Linked DNA regions of Homo sapiens: region 1 is linked to region 2. Evidence: chromatin loops called from intact Hi-C (ENCODE). Cell type or tissue: PC-3. All regions are shown on one strand.

Evidence for each region. Peaks named below come from ENCODE experiments on the same cell type or tissue, not always from the same donor. Only the 100,000 strongest peaks of a DNase experiment are listed, where the experiment ranks them.
Region 1: a loop joins it to region 2, with 4 times the contacts of the local background. A loop is called at or near these places in 2 of 110 quality-filtered maps.

Annotation. Positions count from the first base shown.
Region 1 is chr5:28,765,262-28,769,261 of GRCh38, reverse strand. No RefSeq gene overlaps it. Among named protein-coding and RNA genes, the nearest start is that of LINC02109, 380 kb to the left of the region's middle. In PC-3, a CTCF peak has its summit at 2,496 (motif pointing right); a DNase peak (open chromatin) is centred at 2,511.
Region 2 is chr5:28,578,704-28,582,703 of GRCh38, reverse strand. No RefSeq gene overlaps it. Among named protein-coding and RNA genes, the nearest start is that of LINC02103, 290 kb to the right of the region's middle. In PC-3, no CTCF peak of the experiment used is centred here; a DNase peak (open chromatin) is centred at 1,883.

The DNA.
Region 1 (4,000 bases), 190 kb before region 2:
CAGGAGATCCACCTGCCTCGGCCTCCCAAAATGCTGGAATTACAGGCGTGAGCCACTGTGCCCGGCCTATATTTGTTTTTATTTTCCCCAGAACATACTTTACTCTTTACTTTGCCTGGAAACAATCTGCATTCCAAATATGTTTAGAATTGCTATAAATGAGTAAGAGAAATACATAGCGTAATATTTTTAAATGAGCACAAAAATGAATTATGTATTCTATAATTCTATGAAAAGGTGTGTTCAATCTTGTAAGCATCAAAGCAAAACAAAACAACCATCAGAGTGGCAAAAGAAACAAAAAATTTCACTGTGCAGTGTGGATAAGAGAATAAGTTGATACAATCATTTTGGTAATTAGGATATATATACAAATTTGGAAGATGTACATAACTTATCACACAGAAATCCCACTGGATTTTATCGTAATAGATTTGAACTAGAAGAAAATCCTATGTCTATCAATTACAAAATAAATAATTATTTCATATTGATACAATGAATTACCATAGAGCAATAAAAATAAACGGTATCTCTAATATATAAAATTATCTAAGATAATTTTCACAAACCTTGACTGAAACAAGATATCAAATAAAAAACATATATTACCATTAATAAGCATAACAGACAAAACAAAATTAACTTTTAGGATGAATACAAAGGTGTATACCTTTTTTAAAAAAAGCAATATTTGGAGGCCAAGGCGGGCCAATCACGAGGTCAGGAGTTCATGACCAGCATAGTGAAACCCTGTCTCTGCAAAAAATACAAAAAATTAGCCGGGCATAGTGTCAGGTGCCTGTAATTCCAGCTACTCAGGAGGCTGAGGGAGGAGAATTGCTTGAACCTGGGAGGCAGAGGGTGCAGTGAGCCGAAATCACACCATTGCCCTCCAGCCTGGGCAACAGAGCGAAACTCTGTCTTAAAAAAAACAGGAGACAATTATTATAAATTGTAGTGTAAAGTTTACACCCAAGTCAGTTGCAGAAAGCTTTCATATTTATAGATGCATTGCTGGAGGCTTCTTGAATACTGGTTATAGTTATAGCCATGGCTCTTTGTTGTACCTTATTTTTTCCAGGCACATAAATTTTTATGTATATTCTTTATGTATGTTAAATCCTAACAAAACAAATACAGATTAATTTTAAAATACTAATTGGTTCTGTAATAAAGTAAACCTATTATGATTCACCTGCATAGAAAACTAAAATCCTAAATAGGATTCACAGAATATTATTTTTCAATGAGCAAGCCGAATCCCAGTAGTCTGCCTGAATGTTCCATCTGTGGCATATACTAGTTGTTTGCACTTGGCAAAGTTATTTTGTATCTCTGAGCCTGTTTTGTGATTTCTACAAAACTAATAGTAAAGGAACGCTTATCATCTCATTGTTGTGAGGATTCAATAATATGTGATATGAAAACTGCTTTACAATGTGGCTTATGATTATGATTATTATTTTTATTTAAACCATACTGTTAATTAAGAATGGAACTGGAACTGCTCTTGAGCCTTCCTGCTTCACAATGTATCCCTCACTTCTCTAACACATTCTGCTTTTAGGTTCCTCAAGGGCTCTGTGCAATTTAGTTTTATTTTCAGAATCATAAATCATCTCTGTCAAGCCTAGCATGTCTAGGCAAACATCCCATTATGGTGAGATTAAATTTTAATTTTTTGGAAATAAAAAATATCCAACAAGAATAACAACCTCATTAGATAAAAATGCACCTCCTGTGAGTTTGTGTCAATAATAAGACTAAGGATGTGATCTGCACTCTAGAATATTAACATATCAACTCTACCAACCAACAGTTATCTTCAATAATTTCATTTAAAAATTTTCGGTATAATCAGTTTTGAAATGTTTGTATGTGAGTCTTTCTAAAACAATATTTGACAATATTCTATTTCATATCTGAGTACTCTATTTTACATTTGTTTCTGAGTTTATCTACTCTAGTTTGTATTTCATTAAGTATGGTAAACAGCAAGGTATTGCTGCACCAAACAAGGTATTTCAAGAAGAAATAACTGAGAAATGAATGTGCAATTGGGTAATCAGAAAAGAAATAGAATGTAATTTCTTCCCAGTGTATTTTTTCATGACTACTTATGGTTTCTTTTGAAGCTTATGTAGAGGTTTTGTAATTGTATGACAGTAAAAGCAAATCTTGGTTTATAACTTAGGGTTAAAAAATCCTGATTGTGTTCACACAGTAACCAATTGTCTGTTTGTCTATTTGTTGAGTTTTTATGGCCTTCTTTATATTCACAGTATTAAATTTATTGTGGTACAAATGGATGGTTAAGGCAAGCAGAAACGCATACTTGTCTAATTTAAATATGTATTTGCTTTTATTTTCTATTACATTTCAGCTCATTAATTTAATTTAGTACATTTTCTCCTGTGCAACTAGAATGTTTATTAACGTGCTTATAACACATAAATGAGCAAGCCACACCAAAATATAGATTTTTTAGTTAAGACTTAAAATTTCCACCAGATGGCAGCCCAACCCCTAAAATGCTAGAGCTTACTAGAAACAGTAGAATGAATATGAAAATTTAATACTTGAGTGTCTGATAAAATAAAATGTTTTTTAATCTCTTAAAAATTAGTTATAATATATTGAATTATATTTAAGTTATTAAATGGGTAGGTATATAGGTATGTTAATATTTTGTTTTTTAGTCTTGATCTTATTTCACATTAAAGTTAAGAAACAGTAAATAAAATTTTTTACTAGAGACTGCATATTGTTTTCAAAAGTAAATAATAACATTAAACAGTATGTTTTCCTGAATGATGCACAAATTTCAAAATATTAGTTATGTACGTAAGGATCAGTGAAGGCAAGTCATATTAATTATGTCGACGTACAGATTTTTTTTAAAATAATACACAATTGATAAGCGCTATCTCTCTACTAGGAAAAAATAAAATAATAAAAACATTGATAATTTTAATAAGACATGCTTTTTGAATATAGAGGCAGAAATTAATTTTAGTGCAAAAACTATATTTAGTTTGGGGAGGAAAGAGATATTTTTATAGAGGGGATAATGCTTTATCTGGGCCTCAAGGAAGGTAAAATCAGTATTTATACATATGGGAAAAGGGAGAAAGCTATTCAGGAAATGGAGACCAGTGTATGTAGAGCCAAGGGTGTGAGAAGTGTCCTGGGTTGTTTGGAAAATGTGTAAGTTTGGGAGTAATCAGAAAATAAAATGAGTGCATCAAAATCAAGAGACAGAAGAGAGAAAAATATGGTAGATGATGATTATGAAGGCCTTGGAAACATACTAAAAAGTTTTAAAGCATAAACTATTTTAAATAAATCCCATTGCATATTTTAAGCAATGAAAGATTAATTGGGAAGCTGGAAAATCAGAGGCAAATTGTGTGCCCTGGGAAACAGTTTATAGAGTCTGATTCAAACAATAGGATGGAAAATGAAATGAAAAGAAGGTGACAGATGAACAAATGCACATTTCATTGGCGACTTCTTGTTATACTCCTTCAGTCACTAATAAGGAACCAATGCTTGCTCTTGGTTCCCAGGAAAGTGCCAAAGACTGTCCTGGGTTATTGTTTATCCCTTTTGCCTGTTTTAATGAACAATAGCAGTATTATTTTGGTAAGGGAGAAAAAAAGTATTTCTGAGATTTTTAATTTGAGAGACAGGACCATGATTGCTTTAACCAAGGTAGAGAATGCGTAAGTAACAAGCTGAAATGATGTTAAAATGAAGGAAGGGAAGACAGTGGTAGTTATCTTAGATTTGATATATTGATCTTTGGAAAGACAACCTAGTTGTTATAGCTAATAAGTAGTTGGGAACACAGATGAGACTGAAACTTTATAGAGATCTGGGCTGTAACAAAGATTTGACAGTCAAATCTGAAAAGCAACCTTTTGGGAGTGAATGAGGTTGTCAACGATAGTAGTAGGGAAGTGAGTAAGGAAGGACCCCAGAGAAGGTTGACACT
Region 2 (4,000 bases):
TAACACAGTTGTTTTTTGTTTTAAAAATTTTATTTACATATTGAATTATTTATAACTGACTAATAAGGTTGTATACATTTATGCTGTGCAACATGATGTTTTCATATATGTATACATTGTAGAATGGCTAAATCAGGCTTATTAACAGATCCATTGCAAGACGGTTATTTTAAAGTTATTGTCTTGTAAGTCCAAAGTTTTGGCTCCATTAGAGAGAATCCACATATTTCACTACTTTGAATCAGCATATTTTTCTGTTACTTTGTACACCTTGTGATACTTTTGTTAAAGGTGGACATTTGAATATTGTAATGAAGTAATTTTAGAAATTAGATTTTCTCCCTTCCCCAGAGTTTGTTGTTATTTTGTTGTTGCCTGTGGTTGTTTCAATGGAAAGCTATAGTAGTCAATTTGCTTAGTGTCTTTTTCAAACTATTTTTGTAAAGGCTGTATCCGTTGTATGTAGTCAAAAACGTCTCTGTACCTTAGTTAGTGTTTACCCAGTGTTTTAACAGAGATTTCCTTTGAAGGATAATGCCAACAGCTAAAACCAGCCAACCAACCAAACAAAAAAACACTTTTCCGAGTCTGAAGGGGATGCTCCTTCAGCACTTTACCAGGCTTGTACTGAGACTAAGAATCAACTAAAAATGATAGGTTTGTGTCTTCCTAGATTTTTCTAAGCATTTTGTCTTGCTCTGGACCTGAGCACAGCCTCCTAAATTTCTCCTCATATGAACGTGCTTTTGAATGTCTTAGCTTCCCAAAGGAACTCTTTCTAGCTTTTACTCCCAAGCTACAGGTAGTCTATTGCATGTTTCAGCGTGTTCTTTGCCACAGGAGTCTGCAGGTTATTGGGTTGGCTTGCAGTGTTTTTGAGCAATGTCCAGTGCTTGCTTCCTGGCCTGGATTCTAAATTAATTGAAACAGATATGAATGCCTTACGTCACTCCCTCAAGTGGCCTTCATACAGGTGAGAATACACACACAAAATAATTTGCAAATAGAGTCTGTTCTGGTTCCTCCACAACCAGAGACCAGAGTATTACTCTGGGAATGTGGACATCTCTCTTCAAAAGTGCCGCCATGCCCAAGGGGGTTGAAACAAGGAGAGTAAAAACTTCACAAATATTTTTTAGATTTGTTGTTTGTTTTTGTTTTTATTTTTTGTGTGATTTTTTTGCTGTTTTTCTTAATATTTATTTTAGATACAGGGTACACATGCAGACTTGTTACATGGGAATACTGCATGATGTTGACGCTTGGAGTACAGATACTGACACTCCAAACGTGAGCATAGTCCCCAGTAGGTAGTTTCTTTTAATTCACACACTCCCCATCCTCCATAGTAGTCCTCAATAACTACTGTTCCCATATTTTTGTCCATTTGTATTCAATGTTTGGCTACCACTTATAAGTGAGAACATGTGGTATTTGGTTTTCTGTTTCTGCATTAATTTGCATAGAATTATGACCTCCAGCCCCATTCATGTTGCTGCAAAGGACTTGATTTCATTCTTTCATGACTGTGTAGAATTCCATGGTATATATGTACCACATTGTCTTTATCTGATCTATCATTGGTGGGCACCTGGGTTGATTACATGTCTTTGCTATTGTGAATAGCACAGGAATGAACATACAAGCGCATGTATCTTTTTGGGAAAATGGTTTATTTTCTTTGGGTATATATCTAATATGAGATTGCTGGGTCAAATGGTAGCTCTATTGTAAGTTACACGAGAAATGTTCACACTGCTTTTCACCGTGGCTGTACTAATTTTCATTTCCATCAGGAGTGTATAGTGTTACATTTTCTCCCAAGCCTCACCAGCATCTGTTGTTCTTTTAATAATAGCCATTCTGACTGGTCTGAGACGGTATCTGACTGTGGTTTTGATTTGCATTTTTCTAATGATTAGTCATGCGAAGCATATTTTCATATGTTCATTGGCCCCTTATATGTCTTTTTTTTGTTTTGAGAAGGGTTTGTTAGTATCCTTTGTCCATTTTTTAATGGGATTATTTGGTTTTCACTTGTTAATTTGTTTAAGTAACCTACAAAATCAGGATATTATACCTTTGTCAGATGCATGGTTTGCAAATATCTTCTCCCATTCTGTGGGTTGTCTGTTTGCTCTGTTGATAGTTTATTTCTCTGTTCAGGAGATTTTTAGTTTAATTAGGTCCCACTTTATTTTTGGTTTTGTTGTGATTTCTTTCAGAGACTTAGTTAAAAATTTCTTGCCAAGACTGATGTCGAGAAGAGTATTTCTTAGGTTGTCTTCCAGGATTTTTATACTTTGAGGTTTTACATTTAAATCTTTAATCCATTTTGAATTAATTTTTTATATGGCAAAAGGAAGGGGTGTGGCTTCAGTCTTCTGCATATGACTAGCCAGTTATCTCAGCACCATTTATTGAATAGGGAGTCCTTTCCCCAGTGCTTGTTTTCATCAGCCTTGTCATAGATCAGATGATTGTAGGTGTGTGACTTTATTTCTGAGTCTTCTATTCTGTTCCATTTTTCTCCATGCCTGTTTTTGTACCAGTACAAAATGTTTTGATTACTCTGGCTTTATACTACAGTTTGAAGTAAGGTAGTGCAATGCCTCTGGCTTTGTTCTGTTTACTTAGGATAGCTTTCACAATTCAGGCTCTTTTTTGGTTCCATGTGAATTTTAGCATACTTTTTTCCCCAATTCTGTGAAGAATGACATTGATAGTTTGATAGTAATATCATTGAATCTGTAAATTGCTTTGGGCAGCATGGCCATTTTTATGACATTGATTCTTCCAATTCATGAGCATGAAATGTTTTTCCATTTATTTGTGTCATCTCTGATTTCTCTCTGCAGTGTTTGGTAGTTCTCCTTATGGAGATCTTTCACCTCCTTGGTTAGCTGTATTCCTAGGTGTTTTATTTTCTTTGTGGTTATTGTAAGTGGGATTGTGTTCCTGATTTCACTCTCAGTTGTTGTTGAGTAAAAATGCTACTGATTATTGTTCCTTAATTTTGTATCCAGAAACTTTACTGAATACAAATCCTTTATCAATACTAGTAACCTTATGTCAGAGTCTCTAGGATTTTCTAGGTCCAGAATCATATCGTCAATGAAGAGACACAGTTTGACTTCTTTTCTTATTTAGATGCCTTTTATAACTTTTTTTTTTTTTTGCCTGACTGCTCTGTCTAGTAATTCCAGTACTGTGTTGAGTAAGAGTGGTGTGAGTGGACATCTTTATCTTGCTCCAGTTCTCAAGGGGAGTGCTTCCAGCTTTTGTCCATTCAGTAGGATGTTTACTGTGGGTTTGTCGAAGATGGCTCTTATTATTTTGAGGTATGTTTCTTTGATGCCTAGGTTTTTGAGGATTTTGTCATGAGGGGATGTTGGATTTTATCAAATGCCTTTTCCGCATCTATTGAGATGATCATACGGTTTTCGCTTTTGGTTCTGTTTATGCGGTAAATCACATTTATTAATGTGTGCATGTTGAATCAGCTTTGCATTCTAGGAATAATGCCTACTTGATTGTGGTGTGTTAACTTTTTGATGTGCTGCTGGATTAAATTTGCTAGTATTTTGTTGAGGACTTTTGCATATATAATCATGAGAGATATTGGTCTGATGTTTTCTTTTTTTGTTGTGTCTCTGCCAAATTTTGGCATAAAGCTGATGTTGGATTCATAGAATGAGTTAGCAAGGGGTCCTTGTTCCTCAATTTTTGGAATAGCTGCAGTAGAATTGGTATTAGCTTTTCTTGGTATGTCTGGTAGAATTTGGCTATGAATCTATCTGGCCCGCAGTTTCTTTTCGTTGGTAGGTTCTTCAGAAGTTGGTATTTGTCTATTCAGGGTTTCAAACTCTTCCTGATCCAATCTTGGGAGATTTTGTGCTCCCAGGAATTTATCCATTTCCTCTAGATTTTTAAATTTTTGAGCATAGAGTTGTTCATAGTGGTATCTGAGGATCTTCTGTGTTTCTGAGTGATCAGTTGT